Regions from separate parts of the Mus musculus genome. Here regions 1 and 2 are each linked to region 3. A link is a loop called in an ENCODE intact Hi-C map of the cell type or tissue named here. Cell type or tissue: left cerebral cortex. All regions are shown on one strand.

Evidence for each region. Hi-C counts contacts between places; a loop is a spot of excess contacts. Peaks named below come from ENCODE experiments on the same cell type or tissue, not always from the same donor. Only the 100,000 strongest peaks of a DNase experiment are listed, where the experiment ranks them.
Region 1: a loop joins it to region 3, with 2.2 times the contacts of the local background. A loop is called at or near these places in 6 of 42 quality-filtered maps.
Region 2: it touches region 3 in a loop (2.0-fold over the local background); 16 of 42 quality-filtered maps call a loop at or near these places.

Annotation. Positions count from the first base shown.
Region 1 is chr9:114,850,841-114,858,840 of GRCm38, forward strand. Gm30448 (a long non-coding RNA gene) reads right to left here and starts at 2,823. Exons shown (of 3, transcript XR_379920.3): 1 at 2,637-2,823. In left cerebral cortex, CTCF peaks have their summits at 1,974 (motif pointing right) and 4,819; DNase peaks (open chromatin) are centred at 4,003 and 4,706.
Region 2 is chr9:114,898,071-114,906,070 of GRCm38, forward strand. Gpd1l (glycerol-3-phosphate dehydrogenase 1-like) reads right to left here. Exons shown (of 8, transcript NM_175380.5): 6 at 6,705-6,938; 7 at 5,591-5,697; 8 at 1,269-4,432. The coding sequence ends at 4,336. Among named protein-coding and RNA genes, the nearest start is that of Gpd1l, 32 kb to the right of the region's middle. In left cerebral cortex, no CTCF peak of the experiment used is centred here; a DNase peak (open chromatin) is centred at 4,213.
Region 3 is chr9:114,805,802-114,813,801 of GRCm38, forward strand. All of the region lies in intron 1 of Cmtm8 (CKLF-like MARVEL transmembrane domain containing 8), which reads right to left. Among named protein-coding and RNA genes, the nearest start is that of Cmtm7, 28 kb to the left of the region's middle. In left cerebral cortex, a CTCF peak has its summit at 4,145 (motif pointing right); no DNase peak of the experiment used is centred here.

The DNA of each region.
Region 1 (8,000 bases), 45 kb after region 3:
AAGACAAATGCTGCATCCTCTCAATGTGGGAGCTAAACAGTGGGTCTCGTGCAAGGTGAGAAAGTAACAGTTGCTACCAAAGTCGCTGCCGGAGAAGTAGATGGGGGCGAGTATGTGTGTGTGTGTGTGTGTGTGTGTGTGTGTGTGTGTATAGAAGATGGCTGTCTGGTACAGCTGTCTGTCTGTCTGTGAGGACCAATGCCTGTCGCTCTGAAGCATGGAACTGTCATAGACAACTGTTAACTGAATATTCAAGGAGTTAGGAGAGAGGATTTTTTATTTGGATTTTTCCCATCAAAGAAGTAACAACAGTCAAGGGGATATAAGCTGGTCACCTTGCCCTGATCACTGCACATCATATTTATGTATTGAAGTGTCACACTGTAATGCATAACCATTTATAATTACTATGTGTTGGTTAAAAATAAAAATATAGTTTTAAATATTTCCTGAGGTTATAGATATAGCTTAAGGCCCAGCATCCCAGCACTACAAAAACAAAACAAAACAAAAAGAAAAACAACCCACCAACAACAACAATTTAAAAAAAAAACACAAAAAACCAAACAGATAAATAAACTATTAAAATCTCATTAAGGTCTTGGTCACAAGAAGAAGCTGGATTCCTCAAAGTTTGTTCATTTTTTGGTTTTTGTTTTGTTTTGTTAAAGAAAAAACAAAACAAAACAGAATGTCATCGTGTAGTCCTGACTAACCTAGAACTCCTTATGTAGACCAGACTGGTCTTGACCTCATAAAGATCCGCCTGCCTCCCCTAAAGTCCTTATCTGCATTAAGAGCCTTAAAATGTACTTACCTAAGGTGTGGCATTTACTACTAGAATACACAGTTTGGAAAAGAAGACACAGTTTCTTCCCTGAAGGAGCATGTCATCAAGATGGGATGCAGCAGGGATGAGTGGTACCTCATTAGTCTGTGAATGGGCCAGAGAGGGTGGTACCCACGAGGCTACAAATGGGCCAGGGAACAGCTTTGCCCAGGAGGAGGGTAGCAAGATCAGCCTGGGCTTGGGCACAGTTTCTTCCGGGAGCAAATATTTACATTGCTTTCAAGGGTTGTTCAGATTCAACTGAGCAAAGAGAGACGGGCTAGGTGAGGAAATTATATTAGAGACAGAGCCGGGCAGACAGGAAGCTCTAGACTGGTGTTTCTGCTGATACAGCTAGAGGGAAATGCCTCCCGTGTGGAAGTCAGAGAGCCCTTCCTCCCTGCTCCTCCTCTTCAATACACATCCTGTGGGTGGACATTCTACTGGTAGACATGGAGGAGGGACATGGGGGAGGGGACTTGGGATGAGACTCCGTGCACTGGCTAGTTTTGTGTCAACCTGACACAAGCTGGAGTTATCACAGAGAAAGGAGCTTCAGGTGAGGAAGTGCCTCCATGAGATCCAGCTGCAAGGCATTTTCTCAATTAGTGATCAAGGGGGGAGGTCCCTTGTGGGTAGGACCATCTCTGGGCTGGTTGTCTTGGTTCTATAAGAGAGCAGGCTGAGCAAGCCAGTAAAGAACATCCCTCCATGGCCTCTGCATCAGCTCCTGCTTCCTGACCTGCTTGAGTTCCAGTGCTGACTTCCTTTGGTGAATAACGGCAGTGTGGAAAATGTAAGCTGAATAAACCCTTTCCTCCCTAACTGCTTCTTGGTCATGATGTTTGTGCAGGAATAGAAACCCTGACTAAGATACTCAGTGAGAGAGCACTGGCCTATCGTGTGGAAGGCCTAGGTTCAATTCCTAGGCCCGGGCATGATGTCATATACCTATAATGCCGTCATTTAGGAGGGAGCAGAGGCAGGAGGACAGAAAGGACATCTTAGGCTATGCACAAAGACTCTGCATGCTCCATATATTAGCCACAGGTTATAATCTTTTTAGGGGGTAAAATGCTTTAAGTCTCAGTCTCTCTCTCTCAAAAGATTTATTTTACACTGTAGCTGTCTTCAGACACACCAGAAGGGGGCATCAGACCCCATCACAGATGGTCGTGAGCTACCATGTGGTTGCTGGGAATTGAACTCAGGACCTCTGGGAGAGCAGTTGGCTGTGCCATCTCTCCAGCCCTTAAGTCTCTCTTCTGCACACTTGCTACTTTTGTTCAGCAGCTAGCGGAAACCCTGCTACACAAGCTAGCGGAAAATTTAAACAAGATATACACATACATGATATATACATGTCCAATAAGTGGAGGGAAGGTACTGGCTAGTGTCTTCCCCCTGGCTTTGAATGCCTTCATGCCAGCTTAGCAGGGAATAATGGAGGTATATTGAGGGAAGGTCAAGTTTAATCAAAGAGTCAGGTCAGATACAAGCAGATGGTGGCCCATGGGCGAACCGTGTCTGCCAATGAGGTCCAAGTGAGAAAGACCCTGGTTTCTAGATACAGGCCAAAGCTCCATAGAGCAGGGCGGGGTGTTGGAGAGGATGCAGCCGGAAGTTCCCCAGAATGCAGCCGGACGGTTCCAGTTCGCAGAACTGAAGGTGTAGGAAGCACCACAGACCCGAACAGGATGGTCGTAGAGTACAGCCGAGGTTCCACAGAACGAAACCATAAGGTCTGTTGCATAAAGCTGGAAGCCGCAGCTGCTTAAAACACCGTGCGTTTGTTGCCAGGGCCTACCTTGCTGAGTGCCAGTGGACCAGTCCTGAAAGCCCTGTTGGTGGCACTGCCAAGTCTAAGTTCTGCCAGCAGGAAGGACTTGGAACAGAGCGCAGCTGGCGGTCCTGATGCCAACACCTTTCGCTCATTAGTGTTCATTAGGCGCCCACGTTTGAATTCCTGTCTGAGGAGCTGGGTGAGCAGAAGGACCTGCCCTCGGAATGCTGGCCACACCCAAGGAAGGGTCGAGATGTGGCTACAGTGCAACCGGAAACACACCAAACGTTGGACCGGAGAATCAGAGGCAGCAATTATATTTGTCGAGCGCCTCACCTGAAGGCTCTAGCCAAAGGAACTTTCAAAACAAGCAATTTCCAGAGTGGCTTTTTGCTTACCAAGGACTTCTGCTTTGGGAAGAATTTAGTCGAGAGCTCTGCACCCTGGGCACCAACAAATATTTAGATGTTTGTTTATAGACAATGAACTGTTTGCAAAGAGGTGGTGAACTCCCGGAATTTAGAGGTGGCTGGGGTCCTTATTCAGCAAGAAACAAACAAACACCAAGGGTGTACGAAAGTACATTTATGCATTCCTGAATACGTTTCTGGCATGAAGCAGGTAAACTGCGTTATAACACTGTTCTACAGTTCCTATTGCCTGAAAAAGCCAAAAGTCCTCCCTCCCTCCTCTTCCCCTTTGTGTGTGTGTGTGCGCGCGCGCGTGTGTGTGTGAGAGAGAGAGAGAGAGAGAGAGAGAGAGAGAGAGAGAGAGAGAGAGAAGTGCAGGGACAGGGTTGGGTGTTACTCCTTGGATGCTTTCTGCCTTCTGGTTGAGACAGGGTCTCAGCTTGGCTGAGATGGTTAAGCTAAGCTGGTCAGCTAGCCTCTGAACTTCCAAGGATCCAGCTGTCCCATCTTGGGAGGTCAGCTACATGCTACCACATCTGGCTTTTTTTAAACCTGGGCCTGACCATCAGAACACGGGGCTTCATACCTGCCTGGCATGTACTTTACTGACGGAGCCATCTCCCCAGCCTTCTAAAAACCTCCTTTTGCTTAAAAGCAGCCAACTGTTCCTTCAGTCCCTGGTCTCCATATGGCTGCTTTGGGAGGTAGGGAGAGGTCCGGATCTGACTGGTAAGGCCCTGCCCTGAACTGAAATGATAGCACTAGGCTAATTACCGGGTGACAAGCAGCTTGAGTTCACCGTCCCTTTCTTTGACCTGGAGTATGTGTAACCAGAGGAACCAGTTAGGTTCCCCAGCACAGGCAGGGGGCGGACACAGAGCAGGGTACCCCGCTGATGGTAGCTAGGCACATGGTTATACTAATGTCTCCTCTCTGGGGAAAAGGTGGGACTGGCAGAGAAGAGATGAGGCAGGCTGTGCCACTGTGATTGGCAGGTGGTAATCGTTCAGCAAGACGTGGGGAGAAGCCAGGATGCAGAACAGCAGTGCCTTCTGCCAAGCCACGGGACTGTGGCGTCTCTGAATGCTTTGCCGTATAGTTATTGAGGCAGAGCTTCACACGTGACAGTTTGTATTTACCTCCATCTGTAGAAATGGTTCACTCCATAAGGCAAGGATCATGGGTACATTGTATCTTTTGGGTTACCTTATTTCCTGAGCGCAGCAAAGACCTCCTTTTCTCCTGGTCCCTCCTTCTTCAAGAATAGATTCTGTTTTGTTGTTGTTGTTATTGTTTTGTTTTGTGTTTTTTAAGTCAGGATGTTGCATAGCCCAGACAGCTTCCAGTTCACTATGCTGTAGAGGATGGCCTCAAATTTCTGATCCTCTGCCTGTTTCCTGAGTGCTGAGACAGGGTAGGTGGGAAAGGAAACATTGTATCTAACCCTCAGAGAAATTCTGTCAGGTGGGTGTGGTCAACCCGTATCTGCAGTGAGGCATCTGAGGCTCAGAGTGGTTCGGTCATTCGCCTAAGGTTGCGTCACTGCCTAGGTGGATGGGCTGGATCTGTGGCGCTTTTCCTGAGGTCTCTTTTTCACAGTTCTGCAGCGATGCCTCCTGTAGAGGGTGATTCATTCCTGAGAGGCATTTCTACAACATCTGTGTCATGATTCACAGCCCTTTGATTAGTTGCTCTCCCGAGCAATCGGGCCAGCTTGGTACTCCTCGTTCCGTCTCATAGACAAGAAAAGAAGTCATTATGCTCCCGTGCTCCCAAAGGCAGCACACTGCTCCACCAAGAGGTTGTAGAAGCTCAAGGCTGCCCATGCCTCTGCAAAAGGACCCAGCCTGCAGCCTTCTTCATACTTGGAAAACAACAACAAAACCTGAGCCTTTTCTTTACATGAATTTTACGAGATAATGGGGGAGGCTGTGTGTTCCTGGGGGCACAGAATTCTTTGTGTGTGCTGGCTTTTAGAGGCCCCCCACACACTCCCGCCGTCTGCTTGACTCAGAACTCCTTATGTAGCTGGTGATGACCTTAAAGTCCTAACCCTCCTCTCTCTACCTCACAAGTGCCGGGATCACAGCGTGTACCCTAATACCTGCTCTGTGTGGGGGCGGGGAGCAAACCCAGGGCCTCTAAGTGAGCGAGTCTCTAGACCCTGGGTTGGCTTTTTAAAGGTATGTAGACATTCCAGCTTGCAGGTGACAGTCAAGTGAGGGCCCCAGCCTGTAAGTAGGCCCTCATCTAGAGACAAACACCAAGTTCTTTTCAGCTGGCCACGCATAACCTCAGGGGGGAAGATTGGAGCACCCCAGTCCTCTCTTCTCAGAGGAGTCCAGCTTTCTCTCTGGTCTGTGGGAGACTTGGTAGTCATCAGTATTTTACTCCCTGTTTTCCTGGGTTGACAAAGACAGCTAGACTGAGCTAGAACTTGCACCTTAGGCCTCATTTTCCTGAGAGAGTGCCCAGTGGTTCTACATTGGTCCCCTGCCTGTCCCTCACCTACCAGCAATGGCTGGTGCTCTGTGAACTGGGAGAGAGAGAGAACAACGAGGACAGATGTCTTAGGACTGCTGTCCTCAACCCTAGCTGCAGGTGAGCTTCAGGGCTCCCCGAGTCCAAGCCACTGCCCACACATTCGTTCTTTTAAAGCTTCATTTAGTTTATCTTGGTGTGATGACTTGTGTCTTTAATCCCAGCACTCAGGAGGAAAAGGCAGGCAGATCTCTGTGAGGTCAAGGCTAGCCTGGTCTACATAATGATTTCTGTTGCAGCCAGGACACACACACACACACACACACACACACACAGACTTCCAGATATCTCTAGTGAGATCAAAGTTTTTTTTCATTATTTCTTATATGTGTGTGTTTTGCCTGCACGTGTTTGTGTGTGTGTGTGTGCGTTCCAGTGCACTTGTGTGTTTGGCTGTGCATGTACGCGTGTGTACATGTGGAAGCCAGAGAACAACTTTGGATGGTGTTCCTTATGCGCCATTTACCTTGTTTCTCTCAACGGCCTAGAGCTCCCCAAGTAGTCTGGGCTGTCTGCCCAGTGAGCGCCACGGAACCCCCTGGCACAGGGACTACAGGCTCTGGACACCATGTCTAGGAGTCAGGCTTAGTTCCTCCCTCATGCTTGCAAGGCAAACACTTTACCAACTGAGCTATCCATGAAGGTTTTTTTCTTTTCTTTTTTTAATCATTGATCGGGACAGAGGTGACACACACCTTAAATTCCAGCACAACTTTGTGGAATGGCTTCTCTATTTCCACCTTTTATGGGTTCCAGGGGTCAAACTTGGGCCATTAGGCTTGTATAGCAACCCCCTTTCCCCCTTTGTGCCATCCCTCCAGCCCCCAAGAGACTTTTCTCCACTATGCAGGTAGCTCCCACTGTCAGAGTTGAGCTTAACTGGTGTGGAGTGTGGTTGGGAGACTGGGCCATTGAGGCACTCCCAGGGTGTGATAGAAGAATGTGGTAGAAGCATTTGAACGCCTTGGCATGAAGGGCTCTTTCTCTGTCATTCCCAGCTCCCTCTATTTCCCACCTCCCAGCCCTTTCTCTTCAACCAGGAGAGTCAGTACTGAAAATCCCAATTCTGTGTAGCTAGTGAATTCCGAGAAAGCAATTACACAATTGGACAGTTTGATTTAAGTTTAAGGAAGGTAAATAGCTCCAGGCGAAAAATCACAACCTGAAGAATCTTCTAGAATCTTTACAGGAATGACTATGCTTCTTTCTGTACCCCACCGGAGCCCTGCTCCTGGAGATGGGGATGCACTTTCTCTCTTCCCAACCCCCTTTCCAAGCAGATGGAAGAGAAAATGACCAGGGTTTGTGATTCTGGCCTTGGTGCCCATTTGTTGTTGACTTGATGTCTCAGCCCACAGAGATTTTCAACTTACTTTAATTCTCGGCTTCTGGGCTGCTTAGTTATGCTTTGCCCCACCTCGTGAGTGACTAAAGCTGCAGGCACCCTCCAGCTGTGTAGCCATGCAGAGACTGGGCTACAGTTGAAGGCCACAGTAGGACAGTCATCCTTTTGGGACAGACGGCCCTTGCTGAGGAGGTGTTTCAAAATCAGCTTTCTAAGAAGAGGCTCACAGCTCTGTCCCCTGTGTCTGTCTTCACTGGGGACCTGGCTTTCCAGTCACCTCCCCAACTCCCTCCCTTTCCTTTACTAGGGAAAGAATCCCATCTCCTAACTCTGGCCTGTGGCAGATGGGCCTGGGGAGTCGTGTTTGAGAGGAGCATTGAGAGGAGAAAGACCTGAGCCAGGACTTGCCCTCTCCTCCCCTGAACAGCAGCTCTCACCCACAGCTTCCTCCGCCCCTGCTGAGCTATGGTCTAGGTTGAGGGAAGAGTGCACGTGTGGACAGATGGTTTGGCACACACTGAGGGCGCACCTCCACCCCGGAAGGCCTCGATGGGAGGATGAGTTTGAACCCATCTCTTGCTTCACATCTGGGCCCAGATGCGGTCAAGGCAGTAAGCACAGTCTCACCTCCCTTTGCCACCTGGGTGATAGGAATGGAGACCCATCTCCGTGTTAATGACATATGCTTTTGCCAAAGGAAAAGTTTCAGGCTGAATAGATAGATACATTTTCCTGTGTTGGTGTCTTGACGCTTGTGGGTCTGTCGCCTCCTAGATCACCCTTCCTCCCCTGTCTTTGCAAAACTTACTCGTGCTGCCAGACCCCATTGAAGCCTCAGTTCTCTGTGAGGCTTACCTACTAAAAGTTAGTCTTGGGCTGGGTCTGTAGGACCTGAGGTCAGATCTCTGTCACCCATGAGAACCCAGTGATATCCTGGGCATCTGCAACCTTAGTGCTGTAGACACTGGAGACAGGAGGACCCGGGAGAAATGCCAGGGTCTGGGTTCAGTGAGAGACCTGTCTCAGTGAGACTGATGGAAAAGGATTCCTGAGACCTCTGGCCTCCATACATGCATATACATGTGCACATAA
Region 2 (8,000 bases), 92 kb after region 3:
TTGGCAGACCCATGCCTAGGCATCCCTTCCTCCTGAGGGACCAGCCACACGACGTTATAGTATATCAGAGGCAGAGAAAGGCAGAGAGGAGAGAGGAGACATAGAGGCCAGCCATGACCATGTGGAGAAAGGGGAGAAGGGAATGGGGAGAGAGTGAGCAAGTGGGAAGCAAGAGTAAGAGAGACAAGAGAAGCAAGGGAGTAAGAGGGAGAAGAGGGAGGAGGGGCCAGGCAGCCCCTTTTATAGTGGGCCAGGTCTACCTGGCAGTTGCCCGGTAACGGTGGGGGTGGAGTCCAGACAGAATACCAATAATAGACAAACACTCCAATGGCTTTCCATGTATGGGCCAGATCCAAGTAGAACACAGCCTGGTAGGAACGAATCCCGAAGGATCAGGCGGGACACTTAGGTTTGATACCTAAAACACACACAGCAGGAGAGAACCAACTCCCAGGCTGACAGCCTCAGCCTGTTACAGGCATAAGCCACCACGCTTGGCTGAAGCATTTCTCTTAAAAAGCGTCTTTAATTTTCAGAAATTCAACACAATTCATGTTTTAAAGTAAGAGCTAACCTAAATGGATGAAAAAAAAAATTGGGTCTAAGCATGTAACTCAAAGAAGCCAGAGGGGTCATATTTCTGTTTGAGGCTAGCCTAGTCTAAGCCTAGTCTACATAGGCCTTATATTAGGAGTAGAGGGAGGAAGGAAGGAAACCGGGGCTGTGGAGATGGCTCAGTGGATTAAAACACTTGCTATTCAAGGCTGACAACCCGAGTTCAATTCTTAGAGCTCACAATGGAAGGGAGAGCTACTTCTACAAGTTGGCCTCAGAAAAGGAGGAAGAGGAGAAAGAAATAGGGAAGCAGGCATGGAGTGCAGGCCTGTAATCCTAACTGCCTGGGAGGTAGAAAACAGAAGGACCAGGCATGGAGGTGCAGGCTGATTCTGACTGCCTGGGAGGTAGAGACTGGAGGACCAGGAGCTGGAAGCTACCTGCAGCAGCTAAGGAGTAAGCTTGAGACTAGCCTGAGCTGCATGAAACCCTGACTCAGAAAACCCGAGGTTAGAGGGATGGCCCAGCAGTTAAGAGCACTGGCTGCTGTTCTTCCAGAGGACCTAGGTTTGAAACCACCTGTAACTCCAGTTCCAGGGGACCCAGTGCCCTCTTCTAACCTCTGTGGGCACCAGGCACACTCATAGTGTGCATACATACATACATACATGCAGGCCAAATACATCCATACCTATAAAATACAACAATCAAGTTATAATATAAATATTAAAATTCTGTATTTATTAATTAATGCTGGAAATGAATACAATGGCAATTATTCCTTATCCAATTTTCCCCAAATAACCATAGAGACTTTTAATATTTCAAAGCTTTAGGCCTTAGCTGGGCAGACTCTCAACTAGCTCATCTAAGTTAACCCAGCCACCTAGCCCTATCCAGCCATGTGGCTACTTTCTAGTACCAAAATCATATTTGTCTCCCCTCGTGCCTCCTTCTTTCTTTCCAGAGTTCCTTTCTCCCTCCCAGGAAGTCCCACCTTCCACTTCATGCCCAGCTAATCGGCCATCTGATTTTTTATTAAAGCCAATCAAAGAATGCCTTGGGTAGGTAAGAACAGAGACACAATTTTGTACAGCACACCCCAATAATAATTTATAAAAACAAGAAAGGAAAAATAGGCTCCATGGAACAGGTCTGAGAGGTTGTGTTTATTAAACCAAGCCTTTACACTATACACCCACCTACAGTCCGTAAACAAATACAGTACATATGGAAGTAGGAGGCCAGCCAGTCAGAAGTGGCAGAGAAACAATTCTGTTTAGACACTGCGATCTCACCACAGCACCCTTCTTAGGCCAGCTATGAAAACACCAGAAGGCAGGCTCTGCCCCAGGGGTGGGTTTCCAAAGATTTGTCCAAAACTGCGGTGGAGAGGAGAGTAGCAAGGCAAGAGCTTAGTTTTACATTCACAGGTGAAGTTTCTAATCTAGGTGTCTCTGAGCCTATCGCCAAGAAACACCAATCAGCAGGTGGTTACAAGGTTACAAAAACAGGTAACGCATACAGCAATGCCTCTGGCCTTCAGAGCACAAACAAGAAATTTACCTGTTTCCCTCCTGGGTGGGTTATAAGCACATCAGCTGACTTCAGGGGGATGTCAGTCAGTAAGTAAGGTCATTCATTAGGGAAGGAAGAAGCGGAAGTACAAGGCCAGAGAGAGGGTGAATGTACACGAGGATGCAAAACACGTCAACAACTCTGCATTGTGCTACTTTGTAGACACCACGGTAGCTCTCAGCCCTTTGGATATCTTAAAAAGTAACTCTTTGTTACATATGTACAGAGTTTCGTTTTTTAAAAGACTTAGGAGGCAAGAAAAAATTGATTGACATCATTAAGAAAACTGAAATATTCAGCCTGCTGTGCGTTTTAGGTGTGGGACTTTATAATGCTCCAAAAAGTCTTCTTGGACAGTTTTTAAAATTCTCATAAAAATTTATTTTACAATCATTTTCAGTTATAGAAGGGATGTAGAGTAGGGTGGGGGCAACCAAACCCAGGAGGAGGGAGGGGAAGTGGAAACTCTCATAGGCTAAAGCACAGGACAATGACCTCCGTGTGCTCTTTCCACCCCCGTGGGACGCCTGGTTTTTAAATAAAGATAAAATCATTTGTGTTCTAATTCTAGCATCCAAAGCACTCACTCCATATAGTGTGCGTTTCACTGAGGTCGACATCCCCTTGTCTGTGCCTGACCCTGCATCCTGAAAGCTTTCTCAGGGGTTAGGCCAGAACTGCAAAGCCCAGGCCACTCAGGAGACAGAGGCAAGAAGGTGACAAATTCAAGGCCAGCCCAGGCTACATAGAACTCTCACAGGAAGTTAGTCATCCTGAATTCCTGTGGAGAGTGAGGGTCACCTCACTCTATAGGAGTATTCTCTAGAAATTTTAATTAATATTCTAGTTAAGAAAAACAAGACTCTCATAGTCTAATGTGTTTGGGACGTATTAGCTTTATGGGTTCCTAGCATCCAGGATCCCTCCCCACTCTAGGAAAGTGTGAAAAGTCAGGCAGCTGGGATGGCCAAACTTACTTGGCCATTCCAGGGTCCACCTGGCTTAGCCAGGAGACTCCAGGACACTTGTCTCTTATAGAGCATTGTTCAGCAAAGGCTGTAAATTCTCTAGTGCAGTGGCTCTCTGCTGTAGTGAGCATCCGAAATGCATAGAAGGCATGTGGAAACACTGGATTCCTGGAGGAACACCAGGTATCTGGGGCTTGGCAGTGGGATCCTGCTGAGTGAAATGCCCCTGCTGACTGGGGACACCACGTGGGTGGTGACTTTCCCACTCTTTGCCACACAAATCTCCAAGGCAAGTAGCCCTCCTGGCCCTCAGGAAAGGCACATCATTCCTACAAACAGCAGGTCAGAGAGGCCCAGGGACATCCTCGCAGGTCCCATCCTGGAGGGATGGAGGAATGTCCCCATGTCCCCAGGTGACCAGGTACAGCTATGGCTTCTTACATGAGAAGTGACAGTGGCCCCCTTGAGGGTTCCTTCCACAAGCCTGAAGAGACACAGCTGCAAAAAAAAAGTCCACCTAGCAATGAGCATAATGAAGTGTCCCCAGCCACTGCAAGGATGTTCCTCCTCTGCCTTGCTGGGTCTGTATGAAAGCCCATTCTAGCAGCAAATGAAGAGGAAAGAGGCAAGGAATGTGGTCTCTGTATCAAGAAGACACCTGTCTGTGGAGTATCTAATTAAAACACCTGATTGTTTAGCCGTCAATCCACAACCCAGGAGTTCATGCTGCTGGCTCTGAGATGCTGTTTAAAAGTGTGGTGGTCTTCAAACACACATATATGCAGACGTTTTTAATGCTGGATAGCTGTTTCAGAGGGAAAAAAACCCAGTTCCTCCCTTCCCTTGCATATAAATGAGTCACAGCCATAACATTTAGCTGAGTTAGTTCTAACTTCACAAGCTGCCCTGGAGGGGAAATTTAAAATGTGATCAATAGACACCTGATTTGGGTTCAGAGAAACACTCACAGAATGAGAAAGGTGCACACTTGTATATATACACACACACACATACACACACACAAACACTCTCACACACATTCACTCATGTGCGTGTGTGTCTGTAGTTGTTACCCGACACATCTTAGCCAGTGGAGGAGTGCTTCTCCTGGCACAGAGACAAAGCTGTAACAATTTGGATGTATTCGAAGTACAGTTCAGCAGGATCCCACTGCCAAGCCCCGGATTCCTCCAGTGGGCACAGCAGAGCTGTTCCTGATGGCTGCCTGACTCCTTCAGATGTGCTCTGGGTGGCTCTGCAGGCAGGACAGCATCTGCGTGACAGGCCTGCCTTCATAGCAGATCTGATACACTGCAGTGAAGAGGGGAAACCTAGAGGGGTAGGAAGGACATGTTAGGTTGTGCTCTGTGCCTCTTGGAGTGTGTGAGAGTGTGTGTGTGTGTGTGTGTGTGTGTGTGTGTGTGTTGTAACAGGCCCACAGACAGTAGCACAACCAGTGCCATGACTGAAGTATCATTCAGGCCTTATAACCCAGGATGTATACAGCCTAACCTGCTAAAACAAGAACAAAGACCCAATCCTTCAAAGTCTGGTTTCTGTGCTTAAGATCGGTCATACTGCGAGAGGCTCAGGGCTGCACTGGGGTGCACTTCCTATGCTAGCTTCTAATTCTGGCAGTGGACTCCTGATCCTCCCAGCTAAGTGCTAAGATGAGTGCTAAGGTGTCAGACAAGTGCTGCCATGCACAGGTCACCCTCCTTGCCTTTTAAAAATACATGGTCTTACTATATAGCTAAGGCTGACTTTGAACTCTTTTTGTAGACTAACCTAGCTTCAAACTTGTAGCAGTCCACCTGACAGAGTTTCCCCAATGCTGGAATTTCAGGCATGAACCACCACACCCAGCTCATACTTACATCTCTTCATAAAAACCAAAAGTACCCGGGTGTGGTGGCACACACTTTACATTCTAACAGTTGGGAGGCAGAAGCAGTCAGATTTCTGTGAGTTCAAGGCCACCCTCGTCTATATAGTGCCTGCCAGGCCAACCAGGGTTATGTTGTGAGGCCCTTTTTTAAAAGCAAACCAACCACAAAGGTAGAACAAACCAGAACCTAGCAGGTGTATCTACAGCACCTTCCATGCTATGAATATAGCCCAACACAAGAAATTATAAGTTGATTTAAGACATTGAGGCTTTTTTTTTTTTTTTTGCATTTTTTTTGTTGTTACTGAGCTGCAAGGTTCAAGGGTAAACCTTGTAGACAAGGTCATGTCACAACATGAAAAAGTTGGGCATGCTCGACTAAAATTCCATATTCTGTAGCATGCTTAATCTATGGAATCACTCTTTTTAACGAATTAAAATCAGTTGTCTGTAATAAATAGATATTTCCCACCAGAGATGTTCATATCACATAGAAATCTAAACAGTTCCTTCCTGTCATATCCCAAGTACCCTGGCCTCATCCCCTCATCCGCCCGCTGCGACTGTCCAAGGACCAGCAGCCCAGGCAACGGGGACTCACTTGTCCAGCAGCCCCTTCTGCCTGAGGATGCGGTACACCTCCGCAGAGGTCTGAGGTCCCTGCAGCTTCTGCCCGTTCAGCAGCTCCTTCTCCAGCTCTTCGATGGTCTGAGAAGCAAAGGACACAGAAAGCCTCCGCGTGAGAGTTGTTCCTTCTGAGAGAGGTGAGGAGAGCGGAGATGTCCCGTCTCCAGCCAAAGAAAAGGATAAGGAAAACATGAAACTGTGAGTGACATTTACAGGCAAACAGGACTGGAAAGTGTCACGTTAAATGGAGTCACCAGGGCTCAGAAAGACAAAGAGTGCATGATCTCTCATGTGAGGCTCTTACCTCCTGTGTGTGTGCGCGCTCGTGCAGGTGTGTGTGCCTGTGTGCGTGTGTGCGTGTGTGTATGTGTGTTTGTGTGTGTGTGTCCATGCCCATGTGTATGCATGCATGGAGAGGTCAGGGGTTGATGTCACGTATCTTCTTAGACAGCTTCCTTCCTGAACCCAAAGCTCACCAACTCAGCTGGGCTCGCTGACCAGGAATCCTCCAGGTCGCTGACAGGGGCATCCTCCAGTCTCTGCCTCCCCAGCACGGACACTACAGGTTCATATGGCTGCACCCAGCTCTTTATGGAGTGCTGGTGACCTAATCCAACACGGTGGTCCTTGAGTTGGGTGGCTGGGCCTCCTAGTGCCCCGTTTTCATATCTGTGTATTTATGCTAGAGTGGTGTGGAAAGAGGCCAATGACCAGAGACCTGAAAGGGGCCCTGAGAAGGAGCAAAAGAGGGAGAAGGCCTGTGATACGAAGACGGAAGGTGGAGTTCCAGCAGTAGAAGGGAGCAATCAGATGGGGTGGGGAGAGGGAAGCTGGGGGGTGGAGGAGGGTGCGAGGATTAACCTAAATTATGAAAAGGCTATTGCAAGCCTGTTACTTTGTATGCTAACTTATGAAAAGAAAGAAAAAGATGAGAGCATTTAAGGGCTAGGACACTCAGGTGAGCACAGCCAGGGCAAACAGAACAGGGGAGGGGTGTCAATATTATAGGAAATCTCTTTGGGGACAGGCCTCATTTCTCCCAGTCTGGGGTCTGAGTATCAAGTCGAGAGGGTTGGGGTTCAGGGTACCTTCCCAGTCCTGGCGAAGGCCTCTGCCACCCTGCGGTTCCGCCCTCCGTAGCAGGTGGTGATGAGGTCAGCCACCCCGCAGCTCTCCAAGAAGGTGGCCGTGGACACCTGGCCCTTACAGAAGATCTTGGCGAAAGCGATCATTTCCATGAGGCCCAGGCGTATGACGGCCGCCTTGGTGTTGTCCCCACAGCGGAGGCCGTCGCAGAAGCCAGCTCCCACAGCAACAATGTTCTGTGGAGACCAAAAAGCAGAGCTGGCACTGAGCACACGAAGCCCTGAATGGGCCAGGATTGGGAGCAACGTGGGAGGTGGGCACAAGTGTACAGAGCATCAGCCTGAGTGAGAGCCAGGCCAGCTGACAGCAGCCCCTGGGTGCATTCTCTCTGGACAAACTAGTTTTACCTTTTCAGGGTTTTTTCTTTCTTCCTTCCTTCCTTCCTTCCTAAATCAAAACTGAGTGCTAGGCTGGGCTTGGTGTCCCATGTCTTTAATTCCAGAATTAGGGGGGCAGAGACAGATGGATAGTTGCAACTCCAAGGCCAGCTTGGTCTACACAGTAAGTTCCGCTTCTGTCAGAGCTACATACCCTACCCCAAACAAGTACCAGTACCACCCTATGCCACCCCTACTCCACCCTACAGGCACCACTAGCCCACCATACTTGCTTTGCAAACAAACAGAAAGATCTGAGTCTGAACTTCAGAACTCATGTTACTTTAAAAGCCCCCAAGCTGAGATTCACCCCGGTGCAAAGTGACGGGAAGGTGGGTAAATGGAATACTACAGTAGCTAGATCACTATGAGCCTCTGGTTGGTGTCTGTCATGAGCACATGTGGGCAGTTTTCTTGGGCATGACCCAGGATCTGGCCTGCAGGGTCACTAGGTAAGCATACATGCAATTAGTCTCAGCCATTTGTGTCACTGAAATATCTCCACATGAATATCCATGGGACACCTGCTCTGTGAATTGTATTGCGACCACTCTCCTAGGCACCAGCAAAAAAGATACAGTACTCCTTTTCCATAGATAAGCTGAGATAGAGGATACCAACCTGTGTTTGTCAGTCACGTTCTATGGGACCCAGTCCATACCATCTACCGATGGCAGACGACAGACTAAATGACTCAGAGTCTTTGTGGGCCACAGGCACTTTCTATCTAGTCCTTGTGAGCTTGCCAGTTATAACAGGGACAATAAAATGTGTACAAATGACAGTTCCCTTCTCTCTGGAGGTCCAACAGGCCATGTGATTCTTCTGGGGGTTACCTTGCTACCTCTTGATGATGCTACC
Region 3 (8,000 bases):
CAGCCAGGGCTACACAGAGAAACCCTGTCTCGAAAAAAACAAAAATAAAAAACGATTTATTTATTTTATGTATATGAGTACATTACAGCTGTCTTCAGACACACCAGAAGAGGCTGTCAGATCCCATCACAGATGTTTGTGAGCCACTGTGTGCTTGCTGGGAATTGAACTCAGGACCTCTGGAAGAGCAGTCAGTGTTGTTAACCGCTGAGCCATCTCTCCAACTCTTTAGTAGTCTTTATGATCTCTCTGTGCTGTGTGATCTGAAGAATGGACTGTGTGGTAGATGGGTTTTTGTGTTTGAATGACTGAACTGATTGTGTATATAGCAAGTAAAAATAAAAGAATAAATATTGATACATAGATGGATGGACAGACAGGAAGGTAACATCACCAAATCAGGGGCTTACGAATATCCATCAGAAATGGACTGACCAAACACCTTTAAGACAGCCAGCTGGGGGCTGGAGAGATGGCTCAGCATTCCCATGTTGGCTCACAACCATCAATAACTCTGACACTTCTTTCTGACCTCGAGGACCCATGCACATACATGGTGCGTGGACATATACTAGATACAAACACATTAAGATAAAAATACTTTTTAAAAAGTCAACTGGGGTACCTGTTAGAAGCCTGGGCAGAGCAGAGGGTCTCTCCGGGGAGGGTTCAGGTAATAGAACAAAGAGCAGCAGAGAGCTGATGCCATCAATTCAGAGGCTTACAATATCCAGCAGAAACCCGCTGGGAGAGTTGAGGCTTGGGCTGGAGTTCTGGACTGAGCCTCCTCTCTGTAGCTGACCTTCCCTGGCTGACCTGAACAGCTTCTATTTCCTATCCTAGAATCAGGCACTTTGATGTCATGGGATAAACATAGTAACTTTGGTTGCAAATGGCTCCCCTTTCTCCCGTTCCCAAGTGTGTAATGATTTTACTCCCAGGCTGCTTTGCTGTTCTTCTTTCCCTGTTACAGAGTCGGGAGAAGGGCAACTCCAGACCTCGGCGGACACTTTAAAGACAAACATGCTTGAGTCTAAAACTGGGTGGTGGGGCAACAGCACTTCCCTGGGCCAGCTTTTCAGTAATTTCAAACAACACACGACAATGAACCAATACAATATAATAACAATATTTCATATTAACAGAACCATGCAATGTGTGACACGCATTAATACTGGCTCATCTGTGTGCACACCAAATGCAGAGGCCAGTTGGGGGTCTTCCTCCACCACTCTCCAACCTCTTCCTTTGAGTCAAGGTCTCTCTCTGAATCTAACCATTTAGCTTGGTTGCTGGAGAGCAAGCTTCCAGAATCTACCCCCACCTCTACCCCTTTTCCTGTCTCATAGGGTAGAGGCTTTTCTGGTGCGCCCTCCCCTATGAGCCCTACTAGGAATTGGCTCTCCAGGTTAATTTTTACTGGTCATAACCCTCCTGTGCTTTTTATGCTAAGCGTCCCGGTGTCCGCTGACAACCAACCAAGAGCTGTTTTGACAGCTCCGACAGGCCCCTTCACAGCAGCACTAGATGGCAAAAGAAGCTAATTCATTGCTTGCTTTTTTTTCTTCCCCTTTAAAACCTCATTAGCCTTTTAAATAGAACATGGAACTGGGAAGCTAGAGATAAAATCATTAGCTACAAATTCACGGGACTAAGTCACCTGACTCTCAGCTAACAGACTCGGGCTTTAGGGTTAGCAAGATGGAGGAGGTGGGGACATTTCAAAGTTCAAGGGGGAAAGCAGAGCGCCATCCTCTGAGGAAGTGGGAGGAACGAGGAGAAGGTTGGCTGAGTAGTGGGAGGTTGTCGGGCTTAGGGGCAGGTGGCTTTTCCTGCTGAGCCATCTCACCACGCTGGTAGGGAGACCCTTGCTAAGAACATGGAAAGCTTTCTCATTTCCTTCCAACTGCTTCGGAGCATTCCTGATCAGCCATTGTCTCTCTCCTGGTTTCTGTCAGTGATCCATCTTATCTCCAGCTACTGCAAACAGCCCTGCCAAACACCACCATGCCTGGCTATGTCCCCTCGTAAGTGACAAGTATTTTATGTTCCTGGTTGATGTGAGCAGTTACCTCGAAACTTAAAGTCTGGAGGAGATAGTTCCTCTGGTAAAGTGCTTATCATGCAAGACTGATGAACTCAGTTCGAATCCCCCAAGCTTGTGTCAAAGGTGGGAGGTCAAGGTCGTGTGGGAGGTCAAGACCAGGGTCTTCCGAAGCTCACAGGCCAGCTGGGTTGGTACACCGAGTGATGAGCATGACCTTGTAATGGATACAGACAGGCAAGGACTGACTTGAGGTTGTCCCCAGCACCCACAAGTGTCATGGAGTACACGTATGCACATGCACATGCATGCACGCACGATTTATTTTGGATTACCCGACACCACACATGACTGCTTTTATTTCTTTTAGACAGAATCTCACTATGTAGCCTCAGACTCTCAGCGATCCTCTTGCCTCGGCCTTCTGAGAAAGCATCCCGTTAAGTCTTCTCTGCTCCCATTCGGGTCTGGTTCCTGCAAGCCTATGACCACCTTCCAAGTTCTGAGAAAGCAGCTGTCACCTGTCTTTTGCAATTTCCCAGAGGATATCAGGTTATGTCAAGGAAAGCTGAGGTGCTTAAAATAGATCTCATTCTCACATGAACACATTTTAAAAAGTGAGACCTATGTGATGTGTGCATGTGTGCCAGCCCCCATGGTCGTGCATGACGTAGTATTCCACGCTTGTCTCACTTGCTAATGACGACCGTGAGCTCTGATTCTCTCCCCCTCCCTTCCTGGTGCTAGGATTACAGATGTGCACCTCCACATCTGGCTTGTACAAGGCTGGGTAATCGAATCTAGGACTTCACGCACGCGAAGCAAGCATTCTACCAGTGGGGCTATATCCTCGGTCCCATAAAAGCCACTGTTAACTTGCAGGCTGTATAAAAACATACATGTGGGCTTGTCTGCTATGCTCTCCATAGTGAGCCCGAGTAGCCTATGGACCAGTCCTGACTTAGCATGTGTACTCTCCAGCCTGGTTCTTCTGACTCATCACAGCATCTGACACCTGGTGGTACGGTTTGAGGCTCAGTCATTTACATTGCTCTGTGCCTGTTCATTGAATGCTGCTACTGTTAGCTTATCGGCTTGCTCATAGATAAGCCCCACTGTTTACATTTCTTTATCATAATCTTGATTGTTAAGAGTCAACAAGGTCTGGCTGGGTCTGGTAGTGCTGGCCTGCAACCCCGGTTACTCAGGAGGTTGAAATGGGGGAATCACACGTTTGGGGCTTATCTGGGCCGCAAAGTAAATTCAAGGTCAGCTTGAGTGAGTTAATGAGAAAGATTCTGTCTCAAATTAGAAAGTAAAACAAAGTGGCTGGAGAGATGGCTCAGTAGTTAAGAGCACTGGCTGCTCTTCTAGAGGACCCGGATTAGATTCCTAGCATCCACCCTGAGGTCCATAACCGTCTGTAACTCCATTTCAGGGGCTCCGATGCCCTCCTCTGACTTCTGAGAGCATCAGGCATGCATGTGGTGCACATACAGACACGTACACAAGCAAAACGTACAGATTTTTAAAAAGGGGGTAAACAGGAAAACAGTTGGTAGGACGCTTGCCTAGCATGCATGGAGCCCTGGCTCAATTCCCCAGCACATCCACAATGAGACGTAACCCAAAACGGAAGCCCAAAGACCCTTCCTTCAGGATTCACTTTCTGTCAGGATATTTTATCATAGCCAGATGTTTCATGGGGCAAAGCCACAGGACCCAGCTGATCACTTTGCCTCAGTCCCGCAATGTCTACCAGGTCTGACTTCTTTTGGGGGTCAGAAAGAGGACCAACATTTTCTTTTCTGAGTCTCATGTATCTCTAGCTGGTCTGAATCTCAATGTGTAGCCAAAGATGATCTTTAAATTTAGATCCTCCTGCCTCCACTTCCAAGGTGCTGGGATTGAATTACAGGGACACCCCCTACACACACACCTCTGCCCTGCTGGGGATCTAACCCACAGCTTTGTGTATACTACACAATCACTCTACCAAATGAGCTATAACCCAGTCCCCAAAATAACTTTTTAAGACGTAATTAATTAATTAATTAATTATATAGTGTTTTGCCTGCATGTGTACCTGCAGGCCAGAAGAGGGCACCAAATCTCACTATAGATGGTTATGAACCACCATGTGGTTGCTGGGAATTGAACTCAGGACCTCTGGAAGAACAGCTGGCACGCTTAACCTCTGAGCCATCTCTCCAACCCCTCCAAATTCTTTATTTGAAAGAATGGTTCAGTAGTTAAAAGTGGGTGTTGCTTAAGTAGAGGATCTGAGTTTGGTTCCCAGCACCTACTTTGGACTGTTTACAATGTCTCTAACATCAGTTTCAAGAGAGCCAACATTTTCTTTTGTTTGTTTGTTTTTTGTTTTTCGAGACAGGGTTTCTCTGTATAGCCCTGGCTGTCCTGGAACTCACTCTGTAGACCAGGTATGCACCAGCACACCCGGCTGAGATCCAACATCTCTCTCCCCTGGGTACCACATCCACATGGCACACAGCATGCATGCAGCCACTCACACATACATATACAATAAAAATCTTTAAAACAAAACAAAATATTGAGGTGCACACCTTTAGCAGTCAGATCTGTATGTGTTTCAGGCCGGCCAAAGCTACATAGTGAAACACTGTTTCAGAAAGATAGATATAGATATAGATGATACACAAACACACACACACACACACACACACACACAGATATAGAGAGCCAAAATAAAAACCTGTGCTACACAAAGCTACCCTTCAAAGACAGCTTTGAAGGAAATATTTAATATACTTGAAATAAACATATTTGCCGTTAAGGGATCTCCCCCTCCTCCTCTTCCTCCAGCAGTCACAGGGGACTTAGATGGTCAACATTTATCCTCCTGGGGATGGTAGTTTTTATCCACTAGCCCAAAACCAACGTATTGATTCTTTGCTTTGTGGGGAAGATTAAACACGTGAGTCACTTCAGTTTTCATGTGTGAGCACAACGATTTTCTTTTCCTCATAAGCTTCCTGGAAGCTTGTTATTTACCAAGTTTCAATGTGTCTCCCTGAGTCAATGGTATGAGCTGCTAACTTTTCTCTGCTGTGTAGAGACTTTATCTAGCGTGCCGCTGTAGCAGAGTCCCCTGGTCTGCACTGTTATCGGCAGCAGGAAAGCTAACATGTAACTAAGTCAGAGGAATCCTTCCTCCTCATCCCATGTGTGCCTCTGGGCAAACACCAAGCGCCGTAATAACCCCCGCAGCCCTTCAGCAATTGTTTCTGGCTACTGACTCCAGACAAATATTTGCCTTGGAGGATTTGTATAGAAAGAGAGAGGCACGGCTTCCTTTGGTCCTATAGCGAGTCGAATCATCTAGCAACCACGAGTACTCCTCACCCGTTCCTTGCAAACGAGGAAAGAAGCGGCAGTGAGGGTCTACAGAGATCTGACCTGACACATTGTTTCCTTTATGCTTCTTCTTTCCCCAGCCCTCCTCCACCGAGAGAGCAACAGGAAGCCTAGTAGATCATCAGGGGATGATGGGTCCTTGGGGGGGTGGGGGGAAGCTGTAAAGAAAAGTCACTCATGGGAGCGGTGGAAATATCTTAGTAAGAGGAGCGGTTGCCTCTCAAAAGGCCCGACTTTGATCCTCGGCACCTACGTAAGCATTCGGATGTGGTGAGGTTCGATTGAAAAGGCGAGGTGTATGGCTCCAGGGGAACAACACTTGATGAAGTTGTCCTCCAGTCTCCACATGCACTCATATGCATGCACACGCATTCACGCACGCACACACACGCATGCATGCATGCACGGACGGACGCATGCACGCACGTCATTCATAGGATCATGTAGAACCCCATGGACTTTATTAAGTCCTTGTCATAAGACCCTATGTGACCGAGTTTGCAATACTAATTTGGGATAATCTATTATCATATGCCATGTAATGTGAATCCCACCAGACACACAGTGTAGCACATGCTATAGTTTTGCTAAGCCGAATAACAGAAGCCTCAACACAGCCTCTCTAAAAACATCTTGACTTATTTCTCTATCAGGTAAAGTCTTTTGCCTGAAGTGATCCAGATATTCAAGACACAGGACACTGGAGTTGATTCAGCCTCAGACAAAAGGCTGAGAAGAAAAGTGTGAAGGGCGATCTGGGCCTCACTGTGGGTGTCCGGGATGTTAGCTCCTTCAGTCCCTTCACAGAGCACCCTGGTTCTTGGGAGATGTACCCAAAGCTGCTTAGGGAGGAAGGACTAGGTGCCTGCAACTCTCTGTTATTAAACAAAAAAGGAAGCAAGGCTCAGTGAGATGACTCAGTGGGCAAAAGTGCTTGTGGCTAAGTCAGGTGACCTGAGTTTGACCCTTGGGATTTACATGGTAGGCGAGAACTGACTTCATCACTTTGTCCGCCAACTTCCAAAGCCATGCCTAGGCTACACATGCACACACACACACACACACACACACTCACACGCACAAATAAGTGTAAAAAAAAATCTATGGAAATTTAAAATAACCCACATTTTCACAGAAAGGGATAGAGAGTACATTAACTGAGGAGCACGCCTTCAGGAGGCAGAGGAAGGTAGCCAGGCCAGACCAACCAGGCAGCCTGGGGCACATAGGGAGTCTCTGTCTCCAACAAAACAATTACATAAAGGACTTTGTATTGTTTTTTTCCATTTTCTCAAGGGTTGTTTAGGTTTCCAATTTCGAAAACATTGGCGACCTGGGAGCGTAGCTCAGTGGCAGAAGACTTACCTCACAGGTGCACTGCAAAGCCAAAACTCAGCCAACCAAAACTGAAGGTGAGGGAGAACAAACAACTATATACACATTCGATGCTGCGGCAATCTAACCAAACCAGGAGGTTCCGAAATGTACCACCTCGCGGGAACAAAGAATAAGCCCCAGATAAATGATGTTTCTTGTCTCAAATCTGAGGCTAAGTCCTTGGCTATGTTGTATTTAGACACAGAAACACAACTGAGACATGTGTCAGGTCAGGCCCACCAGACATACATCAACTCTGATGCCACACTACACTGATACTGAAGCCTGGCTGCACTGGATGTACTGGCTAGTTTTGTGTCAACTTGACACAGCTGGGGTTATCACAGAGAAAGGAGCTTCAGTTGAGGAAATGCCTCCATGAGATCCAGCTGTAAGACATTTTCTGAATTAGTGATCAAGGGAGAAAGGCCCCTTGTGGGTGGGACCATTTCTGAGCTGGTTGTCTTGATTCTATAAGAGAGCAGGCTGAGCGAGCCAGGGGAAGCAAGCCAGTAAAGAACATCCCTCCATGGCCTCTGCATCAGCTCCTGCTTCCTGACCTGCTTAAGTTCCAGTCCTGACATCCTTTGGTGATCAACAGCAATGTGGAAGTGTAAGCTGAATAAACCCTTTCCTCCCCAACTTGCTTCTTGGTCATGATGATTGTGCAGGAATAGAAACCCTGACTAAGACACTGGGGATCTCAAAATGTTTATGCACACACTAAACGAGCCCTAAGCACACATTGAAGAAAAGCTTGCAAATTTTTAGCACTAATGCTCTCAAGAGAATATTGAAAAATCTCACTAGGAGAGGTCTCCACTCCCCAGGAAGCCATGACTACCAGCCATGCCAAGCCAGAGGGCAGGAGGGTCTTTGAGTTCGGGGCTATCCTGGTCTACATAGTGCTGGGATTAAAGCATGAGCCACTCTGCTGATCTGAGGCCCAGGTTAACCTCAGCTCTTAAGTTTCTTGCCACAACTTCCCAAGCGCCTACACTTGGCTAGGACACCTTTAATTTAATTAACAGAAGTTGAATGGAGGGAATACCAGGTTCACTAAAAGAAAAAGGAATTTTGTTTTGTTTTGTGACAGTTTCTCTGTGTAACCCTGGCTGCCCTAGAACTATTTCTGTAGACTAGGCTGGCCTTGAACTCAGAAATCCACCTGCCTCTGCCTCCC